Regions from separate parts of the Mus musculus genome. Here region 1 is linked to region 2. Evidence: chromatin contacts called from ENCODE Hi-C or POLR2A ChIA-PET data. All regions are on one chromosome and are shown on one strand. Each heading gives the region's core, a stretch centred on a gene start or an enhancer-like site at or near the end of the contact. The rest is flanking DNA. Distances are from core to core; before and after follow the strand shown. Region 1 has its middle 51 kb from the start of Il1rl2. Region 2 holds the start of Il1rl2 (interleukin 1 receptor-like 2).

Region 1 (5,739 bases), core at 2,100-4,599, 51 kb before region 2:
ACGAAGTTATCAGGTAACTAAAAGGTTAACAAATAACAAAAGTAGATGTGGTTCATTAAAGCAAAGTTTCTAAAACAAAATAAACAGAGGTCTCAGATCCTATGTTTTTAGGTCTTGCATTTGTATGGATATACTGAGTTCAAAATAAAATGTGTATTTCCCCCATGCATTTTGTACCAGCTTACAAACTGCTCTTTTCCATGGTCCTCATGGGTGGTTGATGCTGGTGTGTTGGCTCAAACTCGGAGTCTAGCCTCTGCACACCATCTTGCTTGTGGGATTAGTTAAGAGAGAATGCAAGTACTGCCCATGGCCAGAAGTAGCCGTACAACTTTTGAAGAATCACCCCAATTCCTAAGCGGCTTCATTTTTATTTTCTTCAGAATGATATTAATTATAATGCTGATGAAGGGGTTAAATCTTTTTTATCTTTTTATTCATTTTCCTAATTTAATAATTTTATATTCAGTTATAATTACATCTTTTCCCTTTACCTTGATCCCTCTGACCCATTCCTTATATGTCATCTCTTTATTCTCTCTCAAACTCATGTCTTTTTTGCTTCTTTTTACATACTGTGAAGACCAGGCAGAAAGAATGTTTAAGAGTCAGCCTCTCAGGGACTTTACTATAAGATTGCATTTTCTAGAAATCATTTTAAAAGCCCACTGGAGCTTATAAGTACAGCGAGTACAAAGATTCAAAAGTCTGTTGTTTTCCTATGCACCATTAAAAATAAATATAATTCAAAATGCCATGTATCAGTTTTTGAATATCAGCTGACATCTATCAAATGCACATAAAATATGCACAGCAAATACGTTAATTATTTCTCAATAAAACTAGAATGGCATAAGTGAGAAAGACAACATTCATTATTAAATGGAAATCCTAAAATTTAAAGATACCGATTCTTTCCCATTTATAGATTTCGTCCAATTCAGAGCTTAATTCTAGCAAAATATTGATATATTTATTCCATATTTTACAGGGAAAGATAATACTAGCCAAGAGAATTTGTAATTTCACAGCTTGGGATCTAGCCTGAGGACCTGAACATGCTAGGCCAATGCTGGGATTCTAAGATCTGTCTCTAGTCCCAAAAGTCTATGTTAGCATCTCTTGGATTCCATAAAAAGAGAGGTTATTTTGATCCATAATTCCAGATGTTCATATAAAACATGCCATTAATATCTCTGGAAAAACATAACTGGTTTTGAAAATTACCTTGGAAACTTGACTAAAATTCCTCACCATGGATGCACGCTCGGCACCTTTAAGGAGACTGGCATTTAACCATTTGCGTAGTTTTCTCTGGGACTCCATTTTTAGCTATTTACCTGTGAAGGATTTCTCAGTGCATGGTGATGAGCATGCTGAGTGTGCAGGACTTGCTCCACCGCACCTGTGATAGAAGGGGTTAAATCTTAATGAGAGAAATAAAAAGAAAGGAGAGAGATAAGGGGCCTGGACCACACCGGAAGGTAAGAGTTTCAGTGCGGAGAGCTCCCCATGTTCACAGACAGCAACACACAGCCATGCCTGTCAGTGTGAAGAACAATTCTCTCACAGGGTAGAAAAACATGCTCTGCATACCAGTCTATTTTCTGATTTTTTTATTAGTGTGTATTAATCATACAAGATAACACAATTCTCCATGACACCTTCAGACATGTGTATCTTATGAACGTTAACCACATCAGTCCCTGCGCTGATTCCCTGTGTAAGAAATAAATTGTACCGGTGCATCTTCACAGTGAGGTCCCTCAGAGAACCACAGATGAGCCGGGGGACACTAGGACCCTATGTTCCCTCCCTTCCTGACAGCTGGTGCCTGCTTGGCTGGGCGCTGTGGGGTTCAGCCTAGGTCACGGGCAGTCTGCTGCATGCTACAGGCTCCTCAAACCAGACAAGGAGAGAAAGTCAAGTGCCAGGATATTAACTGATGAGACTTGTTGTCCTGAGCCAATAGGATGGGAAAGGGAACAATACTAGACATTATGAAAGTTTGTATCGCCCTGAAGAACTGGGGAATATAAATACCACTGTCCTGCACCCAGTCTGCAGGCTGTCTTTTTTATCCTTTCTCTGGACTGATGCTCCAGTTTCCAAGGTTGGAGGCTGTATTGCTTCAGTGTCACAACTCTGTGCATCCAAGATGTCTATTATGAAGTGAGGGCCCCCCGGGACTCTTATTATGAAGTGTGGACCATTTTTTCCCTGCCTTCATCTTCCCACAGAGTCCCCTTTCTGCCTTTCTGCATCACATCCCTTTGCAAAATCTGGGTCCCATATGAGAGAAAGTCCATGACATTTGTCATTCTGTCCCTGAGCACCATGACCTCCGGTTGCCTCCATTTTCCTGTAAACTGCATAAGTTTGGTTCTTCTCTGTGGCCCCTTGAAACTATTCCATGCACAGTGCTCATTTGCAAGAATTCTGGTGAGGGGTTCCTGAGCTGGCTTCCTGGCTGCCTCCTGCTAGTCTGCCTTAGATTTCTGCAGGTCTACAGGTCTTACCAAGCTGTTGAGATGGCACCCCTGACACTATAGTAAAGACCAGGTGAAAATGACCTCACTATCCAAACTGGTTGGATTAGAAATCAGTTCTGGCTAAATAGACAAAAATTGTGATTTTTCACATGGGGGCCAATCATGAACATTTGTTTTGTTTTCAAATGTGAGGACAGATTCTTATTGAGGGGATACATGTCATTTTCACAATTATAGTTTAATTTTTCACTAAGGAAATATGGGGGGGGGAACACCACCCAGTCCCAGGTCTCCAGCATACTCCAAGGATCAAAGCCCATATGATGTTCCCACTTCCCTGTCCAGCCAGAGGATTTGGGCTATGGGGGTGGTGGCAGGGAGCAAGACAAACTGTGTGTTGAAGCCCCAAACACAGCTTCACCCTGCAGCTGGAAACAGCATACAAGAGGAAAGCGAGACAGTAACACGAGATGTATTCAACCCAGTGCCGTGTTCACTTGTGTATACTCTATTTCAAGCCCTGCTAAAGTCTGACCTAGAGAATGACCTAGAGATGCAGCCTCCTTTCCTGAGCTGCTTGAAGGCAGAGCTGTACACATCTCAGGGTGAGAGCAGGGAATTCTGCTTCCAAGTCTAAAACCTGCGACGGGGCACTGGTGGGCTCCGTTTCTCATGGTCCGCCCTTTCAGGAGTGGTTAGGCAACAGCAGTAAGTAGCAGCTGAGTGTCCAGTGAAGGGGAGAAACCCAGGACTCTGGAGCCCTTCCCAAATCAGGAATTTGCCATGGATAACCAGGGAGCTGTGGAGTTCTCTCATTAAGGCAACCAGCAGGGTCTCCAGATGCATTCTGGGTATGTGAGGCTCAGAGTGTGCACACTGTGTCCCAACCTTCAATGGCCCAGAAAAACTAACTACACTTGAGTTGAGAAGGCCCTGGCCATTGAGTCCCAACACCCAGCAGTATTCCGTGCCAGGACACAAAGCCAACTCTGTGTATTTGTTATGCCAAGAACAGAAAGGAACTCTCCACTTTCTTCATCTTTAAACACATCCTGCATCCACTCGCCAGAAGAGCACGCAATGGGAGAAAGTTTGTAAACGGGAAACAGGGCCAAGATCTGGGGAAAGGTCAGCTGTGACATGGGATCACTGCAGGGTTCCACACGTGAGTAGAAGAAGCTCAGGTTGAGCCCTCACATATAGGTCCCACTCTGGTCTCCCGGTGGCATCATTGGCTAATCAAGAGGTTTTATGTAAGTATCTTTTGTTTGTCTGTTGTTTGCTTTCTCAAGATAGGGTTTCATTACCTAACCACCCTTAGCTCCCATCCCAACCCCCCACCTCAGCCTCTCGAGCAGAGGGATCACAGGCTACACTATCACACTTGGCTTACATGTATAGATGTATAGATAGATAGATAGATAGATAGATAGATAGATAGATAGATAGATAGACAGATAGATAACTGATTGATACATAGATTGATCTATATCTATATAGGTACAGATATACATTATACTTAAAGATACAGATATCTGATATATATGATAATATATAGACAGACATATATCTGATATACATAGATATTTCTGATATTTATACACCTATAGATGTCTATATAGACATGTCTTTATGTCTATAGAGAGACATAGATATAGACATAAATATAGATTTTTTTAATTCCAGTTGATCTTTCAAGGAAAGCCCATACTTGCCTGGAGCCCCTATGGAGTGAACATCAATGTCATCTCAAGCCATTTTCATGGGCAGATCATAGTGAAGAGGTCACAAGAAAGTGGCTTTGTGACTGACTTAGTCACTCCAGAGTAAGAGGGGCTAAGACTTTCCTGTCAGGTCCCCTCTCTGAGTTGCTTACCTCTCTCAGCTACACCTCCATTTCGGCTTTGGACACACAGCAGTGTGTGTGTGTGTGTGTGTGTGTGTGTGTGTGTGTGTGTGTATGTGTGTATGCATGTGTGTGTACATGTGTGTGTGTGTGTGTGTGTGTGTACATGTGTGTGTGTATGTGTGTGGGGGTGTGCACGTGTGTGTGTGTGTGTGTTTGTGTGTGTGGCTTTGGACACACAGCAGTGTGCGTGTGTGTGTGTATGTGTGTGTGCGTGTGTGTGCGTGTGTGTGCGTGTGTGTGCGTGTGTGCGTGTGTGTGGAGCAAGACATCTTTGTGGAGTTGGTTCTCTCCTTCCATCCTACCTAGCTTCTGCATGCCAGTCACCATGCAGAAAAGCACCTTCACCCTCTGATGGAGTGGAAATTTCTGGTTTCTTTGGAGACTCACTTGTGTCATGTGATGCATGTCTGAAAACTGTCTTCTGAGAGGATCTTTGCTGAGGCAGACGACACTTGGAGGACACAGGGTGTTTGGAAAGAGTAAAAGTGGAACCCAGCAGACAGTTCGCATTGGTTCCCCTTGCAAGGCTTTCCTGGTCTACATGATCCTTGCTTGTGCTGACTTCCTGGAGAGAAAAGCACCAAAGAACTTGTCTCTGGTATTCCGGCTGCTTCTTGCCGCTTCTCTGATTGAGCTACTGCTACCAATTCATGTTTGGTATTTTGGACTGGACTGCTGAGATCCTGACAACAAAGATTGTATCGCCCCAAAGAACTACTTCTAAACATGTCTACACCCCGCCTTGTTCTATTAAACATCTCTCCCCTCCTTTGGTTGGTGGGCTAGAAGGGAGATCAAAGCATTTAAGAACCCTTATCAAAGTAGGTTTTGAAAAATCTAAGCCTACACTCTGATCTGTCTCACCACCCCCACTCCTTCATCTTTACCATCTTGTTACATTTTAAATGTTGAGATAACTATTGGTTAGCAAACAAAGTATTGGGTTTCATCCATTTTCATATATGTTTATCGTTATACTTCACTCATATTCACCATCTGAAACCCTCTTCTGTTCCTTCCCTCTGCCTGCTAGTCACCCCTAGAATGCTTCCTACTCTGATTTCATGTTGTATATGTTGTGTGTAAAAGAGAATTATAGATTACCCCATCTTCTTTTTCCTACTCCGTTCAGCACACACCCATGGCCCTTGGAGGCCTCCCTGACACTTTATGACTCACGTTCTTAAAACACAAATTCTGCACTTAAGAGAAAACATGTGCTGTGTGTCCCTTGGGTCTGAATTATTCTGCAAAGCATGAGAATCTGCAGTTCTATCCTTTCCCTGAAGATGACATGATTTCATTCTTCACAGCAGAACAAAGTTCCCTTAGTGTACG
Region 2 (5,576 bases), core at 2,031-4,530:
TTCAAAAGTGCTCACTGGACGTCATCTCCTGCCAGTTCAAGGCTGCCCTGCATTTGTGTAGCAGCTGGTTGTGGTGTGTAGCGGCTGGTTGTGGTGGTTCACACCTGTCCTTTCAGTACTTTAGAAAGCAGTTGGAAACTTGTCTAGGCTATATAACAAGTCTCCAAAATAAAGGCCAATAATACCCATTTTCTTAAAAAGTTGTCTTTAGAAATGGAGAGGGAGACTTGGGAATTAGTTCCACTTTAAATGAAGGACTTACCTTATAACACACTGATAGATACCGGAGTCCTCCAGTGTCAATGGAAGAAACAAGATCCAGGTCTGGTCCTGGTGAACTCTAAGGTGTCTGTTGTTAGATACTGGGCTTTTGCTAGGTGTTTTGTACCATGTCAGATTTACTGCCCCGTTTGTTTCTGGCGGGTATGTGCAGTTGAAAGGAAAAGGCTGGCCCTCTGAAATTATCACATTGTGCATAAAAATGTCCTCACACGTATCTGGGGAAGGAAAGGAAAACAATAAAATAAAATAAAATAAAATAAAATAAAATAAAATAAAGGCAGAAAACTGGAGTCATTATTCTTTTTAGGGAATATTTTGCTCTGGTCAATGTGAAATTGCATTTAGGAGTTTGTTTATTTGGGGTGTTTCCCCAAACTAGCCCAGTCATTTAGAAGCATAATGCTAAGACCTTCAAATGTATAGTGAGGACAAGGCTTCCCCAGGACCCTCCACAGAACCACGGCCCCTGTGTCTGTATCTGTTCACTCTTCTGCCCTTAGTCTCTGTCTCAACATAGAACCAACCTGGTCGTTTTCCTGCCTATACTTGCAGTCAGATGTATCCTCGTTCCACAGTGCTTGGTTCTAAAGACAGCTTCCCTTTAAAGCCCATTTCTACCAAGTTGGGTTTTCTTAGAAACTTGTACTCTCTGGTAGTTTTGGACCATAAAATAGCCCTTTATATGAAATAGATGACACTAGTAGCCCATCTGTTTAAGCATTGGAACTGAGTCCACTCGAGTGTTTGAGGACTTCTCTGTATCACCTGTTAGTCCAAAGTTCCAAGGTGACATTTGGGGGTTGAGCCTCCAAGAAGTTGGGAATGAACTTTTCCTATCCCTCCCTCCCCGCTCCCTTTTTGACCGGCCTGCCAGATTATCTGGTGGAAAGAGTGACTAGCAAGGTTGGGGCTTAGTTGATGCCCCTGCAAGTGGGTGAGTCAGGGGCACGGAGATGAATGACAAAGGATGCTGCTGGCAAGGCAACAGGTCTCTGGGATACAAGGACTCACAGACCCGCAGAACTTACCTGCTGCCACGAAAAGCAGAAGCAGGAAAAACACCCCACAGAAGAGCAAAGATGTAACCCCCATCTCAGGCTACAAAGGAAAAGAGAGGACAATGGTAGAAGTAAGGGATGCAGTGAGGCTGGTACCTTCCCGCACACAATTTTAGAGAATCCAGAATGTCAGTCCCAGTTCAGGTCACTGGCCTTCCTTCCCCTCTGCATGGGGAGCCCTCCACTTGGCCTCCCTCCGTTCCAAGGCCAGCCTTTCCCCATCTCCATTACACCAGACCTTCAGAAGCCAGTAAACGCCGACTGGCCTGTGAAGGGGACTGGTGGGGAGTTGGGAGACAGGGCCAGATGTGCTGGCACTTGGATCAAGCCAGGGCCAGGAGACTGAACCCCAGCCAGAGCAGACTGTGGACCCGCCCAGCGTGCATCTGGGATCGCATGGGTCGGAGGGGCTCCCCTGTAACCCTATGTGCTCGCTGGCTGAGCGGTAAGTGCTGGCCCACCTGGAAAGGGCAAGGGAGAGCAGGAATCCCAGAGTTTGACCCAAGTCCCGGCCCACTTTCCAGGTCGGAGTCTTCTAGCCGCCCCAGTGACTATTGATCGCTAACTCCCTCCGCTCCGGCTGCCCCGGGCTTGCTCCACCTGCCTATGGGGTCTCAGAGCGCTGGGTCTCGTGGAGCAGAGCGGGAACCACTCTGGGGACCGAATCCTGGTTGGTCACCGCACTCTGCACCTTGGGCATCGCTTCTCCGCCGCGGGCGGAACAGACTCACCTTCCCCAAGTGGAGCAGGACAGAAATAATCCGTCCTTCGAAAATCGTTCAGTCTTTTTTTCCTGATCCCAGGCCAGCACGTTCATCTATCAGGAATGTCGGCTTAAATATGCTCCAGATCATCGCTAAAAATTATTATATCCTTTCCAAACACTATCTGAGCGGTTCTTACACACCCAGCACTGTCCTAAAATGGACTATTCCAGAGGTGGAAGCGCTTCTGAGAAAAGGCATTAACCCCACCCCAGCCCCGTCCTCGTGCCAGATCTTAGGTAAAGCAGACTCCCGACAGGTTGAGCACCGATACAGTCAGTCTAAACTTGCCATAAAGTAATGCTTGCTCGGACCTGTCTTCCTGCGCCAGAGACACTGGAGACCCCACTAGGCACTGAGAAGAGCAGTGGCGGCAAACGCTGTCAGACCAACAGCTTCTTAGTGGGCATCCCTCGGAGTCTTTGTGGATTAGAAACTGTAAGACTTTGAAAACAACCACAGCGTCAGTCTGACTAGCTGTCCCAGGTTCACAAAGTTAAGATGTACACGTGTCTGTCCGAGTACTGTCCCTTGGCAGAAGCACTCTGCCTTACAATTCTGGGATGATCTCTGTGTTGAGTAAGTCTGCTGATGCATGAGGAATCAATCATTAGTTCTGGATACAGAACAGATATGGGGATAGTGAGTTTTCAGGGAAAACAAAAACAAAAACCACGACGTTAAGCGGAATGAGAAACAGAAGAAACGTCCTACCTATACGGAAATTAAACAAACAGGAAGCTAAGATGTAGAAGAGAGATTACAGGGGTGGGTGGATGAAGCCGGTGAAAAGAAGCTGGGTTCAATTAGTGCGCACCAAACCCCAGTAATATATAAAATTAAGACAAAACTGATTGAAGTTTTAAAAATAAAAACACAAAACTATCACGTGTGTGCACGCAGAACCTCCCAGAGAACTACGGAAGGAACTGAGACTGTACTCACAGAGGTCTGAAGGACAATTTCAGCTTTGTTTGGAGTGGCCAGAAGAAACCCAGCTTTGGTAGAAACTTACTGACTTCAGTCTCCTCTGGTGACCCCCCTCTTCTTCTCACTTTTGTATCTTGAAGTGTGTGCCACGCAGTTGTCAAGGGCCACATAATTCCAAACAAGCTGTGTCGCGTAAGCAACAAACATCAGAAGCCATCATCTCCCAGCTTCCGGTCTCTGTCCGCCCAAACCCAAACTCCCAGTCTTCAGCTTGGTGCTTATTCTCTCCCCTCCCCCTCCCTTTGTGTGTGTCTGAGTGGTGTGTGGGGGTGGAGAGCAGAGAGGGAGAAGCAGGAAATTCCTTAAGCAATGTAAGATATTCTTACATAAGATTTCCTAGTCACTGTATAAAATTTACTATACTGTGCACTTACATAACTTACTTTTTAATAAAAGCATTATACTTGCGGGATTTAAACATTTGAGGTGTGGTCCTTCTCAATAAAGGCTTGCCCCATCCTGTGAGCATGAGCAACCGACGTGTCTCTCTCCCTTAGCCATTTTGGTTGTCCCATTTTTTTTACGTTTTGCTAATTATTATACATAATGTTGCCGCGACAATCCTGGCAATGTCTCTTACACGTCTGAGAGAAGCTCCTGGATCATTAGGTAGGTGTGCCCTCGTCTGCGTTGGCAAACCTCTGACTGATTATTCCATGACACCATTCTCTAGAGAAGGATTCTGATGCCCCATGTTCTTGCCAAATATTAAAGGCATCCGAATGTGTCCGATGGCACACTGAGTGTTGGGAAGACAGCTTAGAGACATGAGCCCTTCAACAGCTTGCCACCATGATTTTCTGGTAAATAACATTTTTTTAAAAGAGATATTCAACTATTAGGAAGCACATAAGATATGAAATACAGTTAGGAGACAGGTGGAAAGAATATGATAAGGCACAGCCTTTCTCCTGAGCAGTGGCCTGGAGCCCAACAGGTAGATGTCTGGGGCAAGAGCTCTCTCTTTCTACTTTTTACGTTTTATTTTTACTATGTTTAATTATGTGTGTGCATCTGCACTGGCTATGTGCATGTGACTGCAGGTGACCATAGGGTCCAGAAGAGGGTGTCGGCTCCCTTGGAGCTGGAATTACAGGTGTTTGTGAGTTACCTGATATGGGTTCTGGGGACCAAAGTCTGATCTTCTGCAACAGCCATTTACATCCCTACAGAATGAACCGTCAGTACAAAGTCTCTGAAGGACCGAGTTTGGGACACTCCAAAAAAAAAAACTGAAATGAAGGGAGAGTGATTGCCACACAGCAGAGGGGAGAGCTGGGTAAACTGAAGTATGGAAGTAGGTGTGGCTAGATCACATGGGGCCTGGGAACGACAATACAATGGCTGCCATTATTATAGGCAAAATTAAAAGATATTACAATGTTTAAATCAGGAAAAATATAATCTCACACTAATTCCTCCTCACCCCGGAATTGGTACCCTTACCACTAAAGACAGCCTAAAGCGCAAAGCACTAAGGGAACAGCACAGGTTTTCAAACCAGGTGCACATAGAGCTGAAGAGGAATGGCAGGGTGAAGGCATGGGGGCGGGGGAGTTGCATGGGGAAAGAGTAGATCTAATAATACACAAAGGCAGGGCAAGTCGGTGTGTGCTACTGAGCTCATGGCTGCTGTGTTCCCCTGAGACACAGAGAGTGGGGGTTAGGGCCTAGACCAGCAAGCCCTTCTTCAGTAACAGGGGAGAGAGAGAGAGAGAGAGAGAGAGAGAGAGGGAGAGAGGGAGAGAGGGAGAGAGAGAGAGAGAGAGAGAGAGAGAGAGAGAGAGAGAGAACCAGGAGATCAGAAGATAAAGAGGATAGAAGAGAGAGAAGATTTAAAAAAAAAGTTTGGGATCTGGAGGTCTTGTACAAGCTATGGCTTGAGCCAAGCAAGCTTATTTAAAAAGTACAGCATTATTTGATGTACAACTTCCAGGGGAGAAATGGGGGTGTCCAAAGAAGCTACCCGACAACGGGACAAAGTCAGCAGGAAGCTAATCAAACAGTGTTGCAAGAGAGGAACACAGGGTTTCTGGAGAATACTATATATAGGCCATGCATACAATGGCCTTGAGACTGATAACCAATAACTCCATACAGTCAGAAGAGTTGAGATCTCAGGATCTGAGGTCACAGCTCCCCCCAAGGCCCTGGCCCCAGGTCATTACCAGCTCTGACAAGGTATTTCTGATTTGGAGAGGAAGCTCTGTCCGTCTCCATATTCTAGGGCCAACAGGTAGATGTCTGGGGCAAGAGCTCTCTCTTTCTACTTTTTAAGTTTTACTTTGACTATGTTTAATTATGTGTGTTCATCTGTGTTGGCTATGTGCATGTGCGCCTTGGTTGCTCAGTCAGGCAACCTCTCCACAGATACCAGAGGAAGATACTCCCTTTGGCCTTTCTGTTTTGACCTATATGGTTATGACATAAATCTCAGCACTTTCTCAACTTCTGTCTAACATGAAATTTAGAGACCCACAAA

Evidence for each region. Hi-C counts contacts between places; a loop is a spot of excess contacts on that map. ChIA-PET counts read pairs that join two places held with the same protein, here RNA polymerase II (POLR2A).
Region 1: a loop to region 2 is called in a map of heart, with 2.0 times the contacts of the local background. The contact joins the enhancer-like site here to the promoter of Il1rl2 in region 2. A Hi-C loop is called at or near these places in 1 of 37 maps with a recorded cell type or tissue (heart). POLR2A ChIA-PET finds 5 or more read pairs at or near these places in 1 of 5 experiments (Patski).

What each region holds. Positions count from the first base shown.
Region 1 is chr1:40,373,034-40,378,772 of GRCm38, reverse strand. No RefSeq gene overlaps it. Among named protein-coding and RNA genes, the nearest start is that of Il1rl2, 51 kb to the right of the region's middle. Within about 2 kb of position 3,349, at least 1 of the 3 ENCODE cell types and tissues checked has a DNase peak (open chromatin) inside an H3K27ac peak, as active enhancers do.
Region 2 is chr1:40,322,293-40,327,868 of GRCm38, reverse strand. Il1rl2 (interleukin 1 receptor-like 2) reads right to left here and starts at 3,280. Exons shown (of 11, transcript NM_001356478.1): 1 at 3,120-3,280; 2 at 1,311-1,380; 3 at 263-497. The coding sequence starts at 1,374.